Regions from separate parts of the Mus musculus genome. Here region 1 is linked to region 2. A link is a loop called in an ENCODE intact Hi-C map of the cell type or tissue named here. Cell type or tissue: gastrocnemius. All regions are shown on one strand.

Evidence for each region. Hi-C counts contacts between places; a loop is a spot of excess contacts. Peaks named below come from ENCODE experiments on the same cell type or tissue, not always from the same donor. Only the 100,000 strongest peaks of a DNase experiment are listed, where the experiment ranks them.
Region 1: it touches region 2 in a loop (2.1-fold over the local background); 1 of 42 quality-filtered maps calls a loop at or near these places.

The regions. Positions count from the first base shown.
Region 1 is chr10:21,753,515-21,758,514 of GRCm38, forward strand. No RefSeq gene overlaps it. Among named protein-coding and RNA genes, the nearest start is that of Gm5420, 65 kb to the left of the region's middle. In gastrocnemius, no CTCF peak of the experiment used is centred here; a DNase peak (open chromatin) is centred at 2,344.
Region 2 is chr10:21,973,111-21,978,110 of GRCm38, forward strand. The region is part of intron 3 of Sgk1 (serum/glucocorticoid regulated kinase 1); the gene reads left to right. Among named protein-coding and RNA genes, the nearest start is that of Gm34267, 83 kb to the right of the region's middle. In gastrocnemius, no CTCF peak of the experiment used is centred here; no DNase peak of the experiment used is centred here.

The DNA of each region.
Region 1 (5,000 bases), 220 kb before region 2:
TTGTGAACAGTCACAGTTTTTATTGAATTAAGAAGCCCACAGAGCTGGAACCCCCACTGTGTAAATTGTTAGATGGTGAACATTTAGTCTCATAGGTGAGACAGATTTGATGTTTCTTCAGTGTGAATGTGTGTGTATATGTGTGTGTAAGTGTGTGCATGTTTGTGTGTATGTGTGTATATGTGTGTGTAAGTGTGTGCATGTTTGTGTGTATGTGTGTGTGCGTATATATGTGTGTATGTGTGTATATGTGTGTGTGTGTGCATGTTTGTGTGTATGTGTCTATGTGTGTATATGTGTGTGTATATGTGTATGTATGTATGTGTGTGTATGTGTGTATATGTGTGTATGTGTGTATATGTGTATGTATATATGTGTGTGTATGTGTGTATGTCTGTGTTGTTTTGTGCCCCTCCCCCCGAACCTGACCTCTACCCCTACCCCAACCAAGTCCTTGTGGCTCTCTAACCTTGCCGCTTGCCTTGTGCTCCAAGGGAGAAAAGATTTGCTCAAGAGCATGCAGCTGGCTGGAGGTGGAAGCAGAGGACACAGCTGTTAAACATTATTCTTCACGCTCTCTCTAACTCACACAAGCTTGCCTGCTGGAGGTATGACTGTGATGATTCCAAAATGGGGTAGCTTGCAGAGACACTTGCAGCTTAAGAACCATTAGCCCACCACAGTGGTGCATGCCTGGAACCCCAACCTTCAAGAAGCTGAGGCAGGAGGATTGCTGTGAATTTGAGGTGAGCCTGGGCTACCACTGTGAGCCATCATCCTTAAAGAGCAACAGTAACAAAATGCCTGAAAATTATCTAGTGTTTGTAACGCATGTTTGTAACCCCAACACTTGGTGGTGGAAGCAGGGACTATATTAAGGTTGATGCTGGCCTAGATTTCCTAAGATTCTGTCTTTTTTTTTTTTTTTTTAAGAAAACAGAAAATGAGAAATGTGAGGATTGACAATGCTTAAACAGCAGTTAGCACACATCTTACCCATCTCCGCTGCTGCAAGTATTAGGAGACTAGTAAGGGAACCTCCTTTTGATAAAAGGATGCGTTTTGGTTTTTGAGGCAGAGACTTGCTATGTTGCAAAGCCTGGCCTGTAATCCCACAAGTCTAGCTACCCTCTTGCCTCAGCCTCCCCCGGTAGGCGCTCACTGCCACACCAAGCACGATAACAAAATCTCTTGTGGGAGCATTATAATATTATTAATATATTATTATTATATTATTAATAGTAACTGCCTGAAATGCCCTTCGTGGAGGTTATCTCAAACCTGCTGTAGCCTGGAAATGTGCTCTTTTAAATCTAACTCATCAATATGGGTCTGTTTTAGACAATTTCCCCCATCCTTTCTACAAAATGAACATTTCAGGGCAGTTCTAGCCGATGGCGTTCCAGTTAGCAAGATCTGTGACATGCTGATGGTTTAGACAATTCCACAGAAGCCTGCTTGGTGAATTGTTGGGCTTAGATGAAGCTTTGCTTTATGCATGCTTAAGACATTGCTCCCAAAGAAGGTGCTAAGCATCTTTAAAATGCATGCACCCCAAACCCCTCCATCTGCCACTCAGGTGCTCCTCTGAAAGCGTGACGCTGGGTCTCCCCAACTCCCTCTTCATTATCATTCATTAGAGAGGCCGGAAGCAGGCTGGGACAAAGAAGGATCCAATCAAGGAGACAGTGAGTAGCTTGCCTGGAGCTGGAGCGGCTGTCCCCAGCTTTCCTGAGAGACAAGCCTTCAGTCTGAATGTTAATTCCTCTCACTACAGTGAATTCCGTGAACATCAATGAATGTTCCTTCCTCAGTCAGACAATGTATTCCGGCACCTGGAGCAAGCCAATGTGTGAGTGCTCTTTGACAAGCAGACGTCTCTGCCTAAGACCTTTCCTTACCCAGTCGGGAGATCATTGGTACAATTGCAGGCTGCGTAAGTCTCCTTATTACCTCTGGACAAAATAGCTGTTGGCATGTGTCCCCTTGTACTATATGACATCCCAGACTACATGCATATGTAACATAGATGGAAGGCATGCATTTAGATTATAAAATTCATAAGAAGAATGGTCCCCCATTCCCCATTACTAGACTCTGAGCCACAAATCAAGGGAATGGAACCACTTTCTAAGTGTCTGGTGGGCCGGAGTCCTCTGCTCACAGGATGAGTAAATGGAGCCTGAACGATAATAATATAGGCAGGATGATCTGCATGTGGAGAGACAGCAGGGTGACCAGAGCCTGCGCTATAAACAGGTGAAATTGACATAATCAGGCCCCAGGATTGCTTTATTCATGCAATGTGTCTGAATCATTTGGTGATTTGAGATGCCAGTTGCCAAATGCTCACCTCTTGGCTCTGCTGGGTGTTATTAACCAGCCGGTTGAACAGGAATGCTGCATTGTTTTGCCCTTGGTGCAATTTGCTTTCTGAGTTTGCCGAATAAACAGGTTGTTCAAGCGCCCTGTGAAGAAACCTTGCTGGTGGTCTTGGGAGAGGGAAGGGCTCTCTTCCAAGAAATGATTATTGTGTTTGCAGAGTCTGAGGAGAAGGGATTCTCTGATATCCATCTGTTCCAAAGCCACAGGAAGACTGGAAGCAGCACTTCCCTCTCCTATGAGTCCTATGAGTCCTATGAGCCAGTTTCTCCTGAACATCTCTGCTGAACACTTCCTAGCTGCTCACCACCCTGAAGTGCCTCTTTTCAGCAGGGGTGGAGGTGACACAGGCGTCACAAGGATGGTCTTTGTTCAATGTGAAGACACCTGTTACACTAAAGCGTGTCTGTCCACCCTCCGGCACACACCCAAAGCCACATTTGTATTAAAGATTCTGCAGGACTGACAGTCTGATCAGAGATGTGATTGTGGGAGGTTGGAATGTTGCAGCTCAAGAATCAAATCATCTTGGGCTATCTTTACCCACCCACCCGTCGGCCATTCAATATGCACCTTTGTCTGACCTAACATCCCTTTGAGTGTTGGGTAAAAGTTTTAGAATGTATTTACACACCACTAGCTTCTACCAGACTGAAGGCTGTGGAAGACATCAGAGTTTATCAGACAGTCTTGTTCACATTTCTGCAGCCAGCTCACCTGTAGATCATTTGATTCCTTTATTTATAACTTCCTTTGCCTCTATGACTGTAAAAGTTCATGCAATTGCCCTCATGGTGGAACATGTTATTCAGGACCATCTAAAGCAGGTTCCCAGGCCATGGCCACTTAGAGTAAATGAATTCTTACTCCGTCTAGTTGAGAAGCTCTGGGTTGTTCGCTTGTGGGCGAACATGGCTGTCTTATGGGAAAACATCAGCCTTGTCACACCTTGAACCAAATCCCAGCTCTGTAGTCATCAGCTCCATGACCCCAGACTCTCTCTGTGTCACCGCCTTCCATGGTCAAAGACCATTGTGAAATGCACTCGCTTACGGAGACTCTGAGAGTAATGATGAAGTTATGTGATCCCCATCACAAAGTTGGCCCAGGACCAGCAGGGCCAGCATCTCCTAGAAGCTTGTCAGGCATGCAGATCGAAGGCCCATCACAGACCCAGAGAATATAGATGTAAAGAGGAAGAGGCAGAAGGTGGCAAGTTAGCTTTAGCAAGTTCCGTGGGTGATTCTGATGCTCAGGAGGAAGTGAGGACCACTGCTCAGGTGAATGACAATCTCAGTAACGACACCTGCCACGTCCTGTTAGCAGAAAAGTATATACCATATGGATTCACTTTTTCACCCCAAATATCATTCACTTTATTCATGTTTGAAGTCTCTTTGGCCTAGGAGCTCCAGTATGCAGACTTTAATCAGAAATATCCAGAAAGATGCATTTGAAGGTTTGCTTGTACCCATAAAGACCTTGAGGGGATGGGGAGAGAAATACTGTAAACCACAGGAAGAGTCTAGCTCTCTGAAGAACTAGCCCTTGGACTATCTTTCTTTTAGAAAGGACTTCATTTTATTGATAGAAGAAATAGTTTTGCTTTTGGAAGCACTAGATAGCACTTTGTTCCCCAGAGACCTGGAAAGCGCACGCACACACACATACACACACACACACACACACACACACACACACAACCACACACAGACAAACACTCACACACTAAAAAAAATCACAGTGTGAGTGCTTCTTAGTGCAAAGCACACTACGGGCATGTTTATAAAAATGAATTACGTTTCACAACAATTTCTAAATTATCCCCACAGAATTAAAAACTATTTTAGGTTGTTAATGAATAAAACCTCATTTCATTGCTCAATAAAAATGAAACTAAAATCCATTAAGTTCCTGAGTCCTGCTGAGTGCTTTGGTGAGAGCCTGTAGGAGCTTAGAAATGACTAAGTGTGGAAGAAGGGGAGGGGATCATGTGCTGGAAGGGGCCTTTTCAGGGCCTGAATCTCAGCCATATGTGCATCAGTCTCAAGGACTTCTTGCCTTCCCATAGGAGAGAACGGTCAGGGGCCTCTGGTGTACTTGCATCCGCTCTAGAAAGCTGTGAGGCTTGTGCTCTGTGTTGCAGAGAAAGGGGTGTGGGGTTGGGAAGAGCTTAAGACACAGCTCTACTTCCTGCCAGTTGAGATACACCTGAAAGACTGGCTTGCCTGAAAGACTGGTGGCCCAAGATCTGCACACAGCTCTGCCCACAGGCACAGGCAAATGGTGCTCGGACCTAAGTTCTGTGCTTTAGTTTAAAAGGAGGAAATTTCACGAAGCCAAGAGGACCTCCCACCTGCAACCTTCTGGCTCACGCTTTGAGGCTCCTTCTTCACATCCTAGCCTGCTTCCCTTCGGGGCCAGGAAAGCTCGGTTGCTAGGCTTGCTCTCCTAGGTTGAGGGGCCTGACAGAGAGCGCCTTGAGAGCCTCATGTTGTCTGTGATGCCCACAAGCATAAGAATGTGCATGGGGTCTTTACATTGTAGGACAGTACAGCTGTTGATGTTGTTTAAAGAAAAGGAAGAGGAGGAGGAGGAAGAGGAAGACAGGCCATGGA
Region 2 (5,000 bases):
GATACAATAAGCCTAAATAAACTACATAGTCTCTTGTTTGTTTGTTACCCAGACAGGGTTTCTCTGTGTAGTCCTGTTCTGGAAATTGCTATATAGAACAGTTGCTGCCAACTCAAGAGATACGCCTGTCTCTGCCTCTCAAGTGCTGGGAATAAAGGCGTGTGTCACCACACCCATTCAAATATTATTTTATAAAGAATAATGAGTTTCTGAGGATCAGCTCACCCTGAAGTCTGGTAGGAACATTTTCCCGCCCAGCATTCTTTGCGAGAGGAAGACTGGCATGTTCTCTGCCATGTGCAGCTGCTGGAGAGACACAAACGTACTGTTTTGTCTCGGTGTTACGTTTAGGATTTATAAGTGCTTCAGTCTTCACACGGAGTGTAAGGAAGAGAGCCACATGTTGAGGGTCATGTGGTAATCCCTGCAGGCAGGGGGTCAGTTACCACAAGCTTGAGGGCAGCGTGACCTCATGGTAAGAGCAAATCATCTCAGGAAGAAGGAAGGATGGGAAGACGGTAGAAGGGGAGGGAGGGAGAGGGAGAAAGAGGAGTAGAAATGAAGAATCGAATCAGCCCGCTTTCAAGTCCACCCTCTTCTCTGGGGCTGGAGTCCTTCACACCTTCTCAGCATTCACTCAGACGAGCGAACAGGCTACACAAGTTCAAACTCCTTTCTGCTGTCACGGTAGACTGAAACTTGTGCGCACCATTTGCTTTTTTTGTACACATTGGTTTTAAGTTGCCGGCCCTGTGGTCTGGAATAGACTATAAATTAGGATTTCGACACAGAGTGAGTCTCCCTCCAAGTTCACAGTGTGCTTTCCCCAGTGCTACTATTGGCAACTATGATAGCGTTCTCTGTGCTGAGAAGCCAGTGACGATAGGCAATGATCAAACCATAGAGCAGCCTTGAGGACCACACTTTTATCCGGGCACTTGCTTGCCAGGTAAGAGAATGGCTCCCTGAAACTCTTCCTGCATTTCTTCAAGTCTGCTTATCACAAGCTGCTTTAACCCTTACATCTGTCAAAATGTCTAGATTTAGTTTCGAGTGCTCATTTGTTTGCTGTTTGAGACAGGGTGTTGTTGTGTCATCCAGGCTATGTTCAAACGCCCGGCCATTGTCCTGTGTAGGCTTCCCAATCTCTGGGATTATAGACATAAACTTCTGGGCACAGCTAGATTATTTTGAAGGGAAAATTTAAGAGCCACAGTCAAAACTGAGGGTATTTTTTTCCTGAGGAGAAAAGTTAATGTTCTATTTTGTTTCAGAATTCTATGTGTGTGGTTTGCATGTGTTTCTATGTTTGTGTGTCTCTGTGTGGTTACGTGTGTGCTTCCATGTGTGATAGTATGTGTGTATGTATGTGTCTGTGTTGGCTGTAGAATAAATGTGACATGAAAATGGAAGAGGGGCCCCCTGGGTGGGAGGGAACGCGTTGGGAAGGGGAGCCAGGGTGATGGGGGGGGGGTGTAGAGGAGAGACGTAATCCACAGTAGTGATGTGTAAGAAAAACCAGAAAAAAATACACTTGGTAATTAAATCAAACAATAAAGTTCCTCAAAAAGAGTGCATCGAGTTACTTTGTATAGATGGAAAAAAATTAATGTATTATTAAATGGAAATCTCAGTTCCAGATGTGGGCTGCCTTGCTATAAGTTATTAGCCAGGAAAGACCTTGCAGAGCCCAAAGTAACACAGGCAACTGTCCAAGCTGCTATTTGCTGACCAGAACTAGACGGTAATACCCCATTGATAAGACACCACATGCCTTGATCATAGGACAGGGAAAGTCAAGCTGGAACTGGACTGGAATTTTCCTCCTTGCTGGTCAGCCCTCAGAATTCCAGAAGGTGCTATGCAGGCTGCCAGGGGAGGATTCTCAGTAAGTCTTACTCAGCTGTGGACGCGTTGTTCAAGGTGAGCCTGCTGGTGCAATGTGTTAGTCAGGTTTGTTATGGGGGTAACCAGCTGTTCTTTGATTGGATTTGGTCCTGGGTCCATAAGAAGAAACTGACTTCTGGTATTATAAACCTAGTTGAAAGCCTGTGGCTTGTGAGGTTATTTGGCCTAGTGAGAGAGTTTTTATATTTTCTAAGTGGACATGATATGCCTCCCAAATTGCCTTCTCTATAACTGTGTTTGTGGCCATAGAGTGCTACTACTATTGGCATTGGTCAGAGAGGTTCTGTTCTGCAGTGATCAGCGGTGACTGGTCAAGGTACACATATAAATGAATGTTGAATGCCCAGCTGTAATGGGGTGTCTCTAACATGCCCTTCACAGTACAGGGAACACTGTTGAAGAGGGGGTGGAAAGAATGGAAAAATCTAGAGAAGAATGTGGGGTGGACTGCAGAGTGCAGACAGCAGCTCCCAAGCACTCTGTAGCTATGACACTCTGGGGCTCACAGGTGTGGCTTCCTGTGTGAGCCCCACACACCGGGAGCTGTCAACACCCTATCACACACAGGAGGCGGAGCATACCTCAGCCACAAAATCAGTTCTCTTATCAACTCTGATTCAGACTACTTTGCTTTGTAGAAGTTGAAATTTGACCACCGATGACCTCAATATGACAATAGCCGCTGATAGTCTTGATTGATTAACTTAATGCATAACGGGGAGTTTTTTAACGCTGACAAGTGAAAGGCTCCTTGCAAACTCAGTGTTCCCTTTGCCAAGTACAACAAAGCATCATGAAAAGAGAGGGGAGGAAAGATGGACGTCTTAAGTTAGAATCACCAAGTTTTTAGCTATCTCCCACTTCCCTTTAAGATAATCCCCAGGGTATTCAGTTCCTAAGAGTTCTTTGCATATGGCACAGGCACAACTAAACGTATGTTGGACAAATTAATTTGGTTAGCCTTCACCAAAACTTGAAGTGGAGGAGTGTGCTTCATTTTGAAGATTTTGTGAAGAAAATCCATCAGAAGGACAGAGGTGTGTTCCACTTTTCATATGCTGCTCCTATACCATCTATTTCTATGACTCAAACGTTTCAAAACAGACATCCATCACTTCCACCTGCGTGCGAGTGTGTGTGTGTGTGTGTGTGTGTGTGTGTGTGTGTGTGTGTGTGTGTGTGTGCCTGTAAGACAAGGTCCTACTGTCATCCAAGGTCTCAAACTGATCCAAAGTCATGACGATCTCCAGCCTCAGTCTTCCAAGTACTGGCATTACAGGCATGGGCTGGCACGTTCAGATAACATGGTACATTTGGAAACTGCTAGCCACAGGCACTCTCCTTTTCCTGAAGCATGTCTCTTTCAGTGGGCCATGCCCAGAGTAGCAGGAAGCAGCCAAGTTGAGTTCTGCATTACTTGCTGTGGTTCAAGTGGTGAACTTGAGAATAAGACCTCCTGCCTCTGCCACAGATTCCGGACTTCCGCCTCAGCAGCTTCCTGCCACTATCTACCCCCTGGGTGATTTCATTTCTTCCACTAGCAAGAACGGAACTGTAATAATAGACTGTGAGCAATGCATGTATTCAAGGAGGTAATGCAACAGAGTTAATGGTGCAACATGTTCTTAGTGGGCAGTGTGTATGTGTGGAGGAAGAATTGTGCTTTTATAGGACAGTTCCCACATTTCCCTTTGCTGTGAGCAAAAGAGCCCTATACTTTGCTTTATTGATGCTTTCACTATGTTGTTCCTTACTGGACCTTTAGTGGGGTTTTTCTCTTGAAATTTAAAGTTTCATCATTTATTGAGCCTTATTATCTAGGGCTCCAAACACAAGAGTGACAAGGATCCTGGAGACACAGACAGGCACACTGTGACACATGCTGTGGGACCCAAGTCCTGCAGCCGGAGATCACACTAGGTGTTGCCTGTTCATTTAGATAAAATAGCTCACTTTGTTTTTTTGTTTTGGCTTTTAATGTTTAAGCTGTTAAACAAGGAATTGACAGGGGAAGGTTGTAAACTCAGATTCTAGGTTTTCCTTTGGACTGAAGCAACCTCTCCCACATTATTCCTTGCATGTGGAACCCCATATTCTTCCGTGTACTCTTGGCTACCAGAACCAGAAAGACAGGAACACATTTTTCTTGACTTTTTAGCATCCTTAATAGGGAGTGTTGGGTTCTGGGCTAGGTGTGGTGGTAAGGCCATGTTTTCCTAGCGCTAAGAAGTCAGAGGCAGCATGACTGGCATTCAGAGCCATTTTAACCTATACAGTGGGCTTAAGGCCAGCCTGTGCTATGTGAGACCCCATCTCAAAAACAAACAAACAAACAAACAAACAAACAAACAAACGCTGGGAAAACCAGTGGAATTCTAAAGCCAGGATTTGGAATGCAGGAAAGAACTTTGCTCTATCTCAGCAAGGCATGCGCAGTTCTAGACAGAGGACAGGGTACTTGCTCCAGGGTCCGGTGAGTGTCCTTTCAGACGCCTCTGCTGGAAGGTGCTGAGAGTCAAGCTTATGCAGCATTTGAGTTGTTTGACATTAAATCCCAGCCTCATGACTACCCCACTGCCAGATGCATGTGTGACTACAGAACCAATTTAGCTACTCACAGAGGAGCCCCCTCACGTTCCCTCAGATTGAGTAAACCAAGGGGTCAGCCTTCGGTGGCTTTACAAATGGAGCAAGATCTGTTCTGCCTTTGTGGGGCTCAGGAATGTATCTTCCCTTTTCCTCTTCCTAAACTTACTTGTTATTTCTGCTGTTTGACTGGGGGATGAACTGACAGTATTCTACAATGGCTGTGTTGTCTGGTTCCCAAAATTCACTGAAAATGTTTTTATACAGTACAGGTATTATTCTACTTACAACGAAGGGTCATCCCAATAAAACACACAGCATATTGTCAGGAAGCACTTAGCGCACACAACCTACCATACATTATTATTTGGTTTGCCTGCTCTACCAATATTTATGTTAGCCTACAGTAACTATCACGAGGAACAATCTGTCTATACATTGCTGGCCAGGAAAACATCACGTTTTTTTTTTTTTATAAAATGTAATTTCTATTGAAGACATATCAA